Regions from separate parts of the Homo sapiens genome. Here region 1 is linked to region 2. The links are chromatin loops, found by intact Hi-C in ENCODE. Cell type or tissue: OCI-LY7. All regions are shown on one strand. Links, peaks and the distances in the headings refer to the core of each region. The heading gives the core; the rest is flanking DNA. Region 1 has its middle 14 kb from the start of ZNF318. Region 2 overlaps TTBK1 (tau tubulin kinase 1).

Region 1 (2,910 bases), core at 326-2,825, 110 kb after region 2:
TAGTAATTTGTTAAGGATACAAGTGTATTTTTTTTTTTTTTTGAGAAACTGTCCCACTCTGTTGGCCGGGCTGGCATGATCATGGCTCACTGCAGCCTCAACCTCCTGGGCTCAAGCAATCCTCCCACCCCTCAGCCTCCCAAGTAGCTGAGACTATAGGTATATGCCACCACACCCTGCTAATTTTTTGTACTTTTTGTTGGGACTGGATTTTGCCATGTTCCCCAGGCTGGTCTTGAACTCCTGGGCCCAAGAGATTCCCTTGCCTCAGCCTCCCAAAGTGCCGGGGTTACAGGTGTGAGCTACCACGCCCAGCCACAAGTGTAACTGTAATAGGTACCACCTCACCTATATATCTCATCCCCACCCTTGTATATTTTTGGTTATGAGAGAAATGCTCCACATCGTTGGTCACTATTTCAGAGCTTATGTCACATTCTGTAGGATACCACTCTAATCTTTTTTTTTCTTTCTTTCTTTGAGACAGAGTTTTGCTCTTGTCACCCAGGCTGGAGTACAATGGTGCGATTGCGGCTCACTGCAACCTCCAGCTCCTGGGTTCAAGCTATTCTTCTGCCTCAGCCTCCCGAGTGGCTGGGATTACGGGCATGTGCCAAACACGCTTGGCTAATTTTGTGTTTTTAGTAGAGATGGGGTTTCACCATGTTGGTCAGGCTGGTCTCGAACTCCTGACCTCAAGTGATCCACCCGCCTTGGCCTCCCAAAGTGCTGGGATTACAGGCGTGAGCCACCGTACCCGGCTGATACCGCTATGATCTTATGAGATGTTGTCTCCAGTTGGCAAAATAAAAACTAAGACCTCAGTAAGCCTATTCTATAAGACTAGCTGGAATATACAATAAAACTAAATAAGGAATCCCAGAAGAGTTGAATTGTGTATCCCAGCTGTCTTACTTCTTCCACCGTAAAAGTACTCCCTTGGCCAAAAGCATCATTGTGTGGGATGTCATGTTGAATGCCTTATGAGTCATTCAGTAAGTTTCTGGATGGTGCTGGCAAAAATACAGTGAGTAGGAAAAATATATAGAAATTTAAAGTAAGTTTCTTCTACAATGAAGATAAATTACTGCCCTGTCCATGAAGGAAGAGGTCCAAACTGGCAGTAGCAGGTCAATCTTAGTGTGAGAACGTCCACGTGATTGAGCCTTTACACTCAACATGCATTGCCTCCATCAGTGGTCCCATGGTCACTTTGTTCACAAGCTCATACAGCACACTCTGGTGTAACTAGGGGAAAGGGTGGATACCATCCATAGAGCAGTTCATCTTCTCTACCTGATTGTTGATAACCCTCTTCTACTCACGAGGCACAAATGTTCTCATTATAGTAGATTGGTTTTCTCAACATACGTTCTAAACTCCTTAGACTGGTTTTCTCAACATACATTCTAAACTCCTTCGTACCTTTCTATACTGAGAGTCTAGAAAGATAAAAGCTGTATTTCTCAGATCCTATTACAGTTATGGTTTCAGGTGTAATTGAGATTTTTGCCAATCAGGTATATTCCCATGAGACTTGAATGTGAAACCCAGTTAACTGAGTGATGTGGAGAAAGAGGCAGGATATGAAGTATTCACTTTGCTGCTGTGAATCATGACAGAGGAAGTGTGGTTCTGTGGTTACCGACGTGCTGATTTGCTGGTTTCCTGCAGTGGAAGCCATAGCTTACCCAAGCATAGCAGAATCAGTGAGATTCTGGGTGTGGGGAGTGCTCTTACAAGCTCCACCTAAAGCTTCTTCCCCTACCCCTTACAAATATTGTGTAAGCCACACGTGATCCCTGGTAATAACGCCCTTCTCCCTTAAATTAAGTAGAGTGGTATCTGTGGTCTGCAACTGAATCATGACAGATACTGTCACATTTGGGAACCATTTTAAGAAGTTCTTCCACATTATACTTCTCCAACTTCATTTTAATATCACTTCTAACTCCCTAATCATCTAGCCAAACCATTAACCTCAGACTCTTTTTTTTTTTTTTTTTTTTTGAGATGGAGTCTCGCTCTGTCACCCAGGCCGGAGTGCAGTGGCGCGATCTCAGCTCCCTGCAAGCTCTGCCTCCCAGGTTCACGCAGCTGGAACTACAGGTGCGTGCCGCCATGCCTGGCTAATTTTTTTGGGGTTTTTTTTGTATTTTTTAGTAGAGACGGGGTTTCACCATGCTAGGCAGGATGATCTCGATCTCCTGACCTCGTGATCCACCTGCCTCGGCCTCCCAAAGTGCTGGGATTACAGGCATGAGCCACCGGGCCCGGCCAAATCAGTGTAGACTCTTAACCTGTTTCTCCTTCTGGGAAAACTGGTCAGGTAGTTGTATTTCTTGAAGTCCTGACTATCCTCAGTGTCCTTCAGGGTCACCCTTGATTGGGGGCCACAGTATCACAGCAGCCCATTTCTTTCTAATGCCAGCACATTAGGTGAAGACAGCTACAAACTAATCATGACTTTATTCCACTGCAGTCTGGTAACAAGGCCCATTTCATTGGTTATAGTGGTAGATGAAATAGCAATGCAGCAGAAGTAGTGGTGTGGGTGCTAGGAGCCATTTGTGTTTTCAGGATCTGCTGTGGCCTCATTTTGTGTATGTCATTTCTACTTGATAATGGATCCATGTCCTAGGTATGAACCAGCTTTATACCTAGGAAGACCAGATGATAGCCAGTTCATGATTATGCTGTGATCATGCTGGGTTCCATGATCATGCTGTGTCCGTGGCCCAGCAGCAAGCTGAGAGCTGATTCTCAAAGAGAGAATATTTACCTGCCAAAAGGCATGCTCAGAGGGCCTCTGCTATGATTATTCTATCAGGACATGCCATAGATGATAAAGTACCTCAGTCTGCCACAAACACTTTGAACATTATAAGGATCGCAAGGACTAAGTTGCAC
Region 2 (2,910 bases), core at 101-2,600:
GAGTCTCCGTCCCACCTCCCCATCAGCTCCCTTTGTAGGTGCCAGCCAAATGGTGCAGGGAGGGGTGGGGCTGGTGGTACAGTTTCCAGGACAGGGCAGGGGCGCTCAGCTGGAGCCACTGATGGGTCCAGAGTCCAGTGGAAAGAGAGGTGTCAGGGAGATGAGGCCTGCAGGGCCAGAGGCACTCTGGTATGGGCTTTGTTCTGTTTAATTTGTGATCTCTTGGCATGGCTGGGTCTGATCCACCCCGAGGGGCTGGCGGGAGGCCAAGACCCTCCTTGCATGGTGTGTGTGTGTGTGTGTGTGTGTGTGTGTGTGTGTGTGTGTGTCCCTGTGTATGGATGGAGGCCAGGACAGCCAGGTTTGGAATGTGGTGGGGAGTGTTTCAATGCTCAGTGATCGGGGGAGGAGCCCTGTGACCTAGCGAGACTTTCTCAGGCCATCATCATTGAGGACAGAGTTCTCTCCTCACACATCTTACCCCAGGAAGGCTCAGTCCATGGTAGGCTGCCCCTCCCCCAAGACACCTGTGCCATCACTCCCTGGTAGGATTGGGTGTCTGTCCTCGGCTCCTCAGGAACTGAGGATGGATGAGAGGGGCCTGGGATCCACCTCCCAAGGCAGGCTGGAACTGAGCAACGAGGAGACCCAGCTTAGAAGCAGTGGCAGCTAAGGTGGTTGTTAAGGATGACGTGAGAAACCATGTGCTTGTCAGCAAAACCAGTGTCTCAGGACAAATCCCAGGCGGGAGCAGCCCCACCTCTGCCCTTCTCAGAAGGTGACTCCTTCCTGTAGGTGCTCGGTCAGCCCCAAGGGCGGTGGTGAAGACACAGCAGAAGAGAGGCAGGTTGGATAGGGATCTGGACACTTGGGAGTGGGGAAGTGTCAGGATGCCAGCTTGCGCCTGCCTCTTCTGCCCATTTCTCAGCCCCCAACCTTCACTGCAGGGAGCCCAAGTTTCCCTTTATTCATCCTGCCCATGTCAGCCAGCACCTCTGTTCCCCTGGGGAATGCGGTAGTAGTGAAGTGGGTACTAGAAAGGGCCGTGCCTGTATGGGGAGGGGAGGAGGCCCAAAGATTTGCAAAATGTTTATTTCAGTGAGACTGTGTCTGTATGTTTGCTTGTGTGCATGCGCGTACACTTGTGCATAAGAGTGTGCTTACGAATGAGCGTTTGTGCATGTGGAAGGGCTGCCATGGATGAATGCTCAGGCTGTGCACTGTGTAATTCCAGGAAGTGCCATTTACATAGACCTCAATGTGACTGGCACGTGCGCAAGTTGCACAGTGCTGTATGAGTGTGTGTATGCACATGTGTGTTAGGGAGCCAGAAAGATGTCTATGCAGTCATTGGTAGTTTCCTATGTAGCTACTCTCATCCCAGCTTCACTCTTCTACCCCTCTCTCCCTGTAACCTCTGCTTGGCCCATCAATTCCCCAGATGTCTCTGGTTAGAGTAGAGGCCTCAGGGCCCTGGCCCCTGCCTGGGGGTGCCATAAGTGTGGTGGGCAGTGCCCTGGAGCCAAACTGTCCACACAGAGGGCCACCATTGTGGTATGGCTCATCCACACCATTCACATAAGCCACTCCATAGTCACACACTCCTTTCCCCAAAATCTTTCTTTGTAAGTCTATTTATTTATTTATTTATTTATTTATTTATTTTTGAGGATGTCTGGGCCAAGAGCACCTTCTCCATCTGGCAACAAAAGCCAGATTTGGGTTCTAATACTTGTGCCCCACCCCCACCCCCATCTCAGCTGCTCACTTTTGAATCTCCCCAAACCCAAGCCTCTGTTGCCCTCTGGGCTGTTTTGGATGGCTTTGCACCCTGCTCAGGCAGTAGGCAGGAGAGGGTCAAGGTGGACCCTTTGAGAAGGGACAGAAAACAAAAAGCACAAAGGTGAGGGGGTGAGGCTGAACAGTGGCCCCACTCCCCTCCTGCTGGCACTGCCTCCCCCAGCCACCTCCTCTTGCCCTCTTCCCATCCACCCCAGGTAGTGGCAGGAGGTGAAGTGAAGGGAACCTGCCCACCATCTGCTCCATAAGTCAGCAGCAGTGTGGGCAAGGGCCCCCCCACCCAATCTGGGGTTGGATGAAACCAAGCACTCTGTGATCCAGCATTCCCTTCTAGAGGGTTCCACTACTCAACCCTGAGCACAGCTCCATCTCAGTGACCAGAACCCTGAGGTACTCTAAGATCCCAAAGTGCCTTGTGAAATATTGAAGATGATGGCACTGGCTTCAGCCTCATTTCAGCATTACATACATATTACTGTTTCCAACGCCTTTGGAAGTGGGAGATCCAGCATTGAGAAGGCGGCTGAGTTTTCAAACACACACCCCCCACCTCAGAACTGACACCTGTGGGAGAGGGTGTGTCCTTTAAAGCAAGGCCATGGTTCAAAGCATGTTGTCCTTTAGGGGGACATCCTTTTGTATATCCTCCATGGTGGAGGGGAGAGTGTTTTGTAAGCCATAAAGCTCTGAGCTAACAGGTGATCTTAATAATATTATCTTTTCGGGGTGGCTTTGACTCTTGGAGATTGTTAAGGTCATCTAAGCCACTTGTGTTGGATTAAGTTCATGTGAAGCTCGGCAGAGCTTCACATGGTTTGGGTCGAGTTGCTGGTCTCCGGTTCCCAGGCTAGGTGGGGATGCTGTGAGCCTGCAATATTGTCACTCTTGTTTTCTGAAGCATTTCCCAAGAGAAGGCCAGAATGTTTCAAGATTGATACCCTGCTTGGGGAAAGCGTGTAGCCTCCTCGGGGTCAGCTTTGAAAAGAGACAGCTGTCTTTGTTGTATTTTGAAAGTGGTGTTTTCGCACTTCATAGTCTCACTCTGCATTTAGTGGTGGCTTACAATTATTTGTGATTTTATTTAATAGCCACTGGCACACAGTGCTTATT

Evidence for each region. Peaks named below come from ENCODE experiments on the same cell type or tissue, not always from the same donor. Only the 100,000 strongest peaks of a DNase experiment are listed, where the experiment ranks them.
Region 1: it touches region 2 in a loop (2.1-fold over the local background); 17 of 110 quality-filtered maps call a loop at or near these places.

The regions. Positions count from the first base shown.
Region 1 is chr6:43,382,257-43,385,166 of GRCh38, forward strand. No RefSeq gene overlaps it. Among named protein-coding and RNA genes, the nearest start is that of ZNF318, 14 kb to the left of the region's middle. RefSeq lists an enhancer at 1,243-1,422. In OCI-LY7, for the core only: no CTCF peak of the experiment used is centred there; DNase peaks (open chromatin) are centred at 1,655, 2,105 and 2,424; H3K4me3 peaks cover 2,105 bases; H3K27ac peaks cover 2,367 bases.
Region 2 is chr6:43,270,130-43,273,039 of GRCh38, forward strand. The region is part of intron 13 of TTBK1 (tau tubulin kinase 1); the gene reads left to right. Among named protein-coding and RNA genes, the nearest start is that of SLC22A7, 27 kb to the right of the region's middle. RefSeq lists a silencer at 1,952-2,201. In OCI-LY7, for the core only: no CTCF peak of the experiment used is centred there; a DNase peak (open chromatin) is centred at 1,252.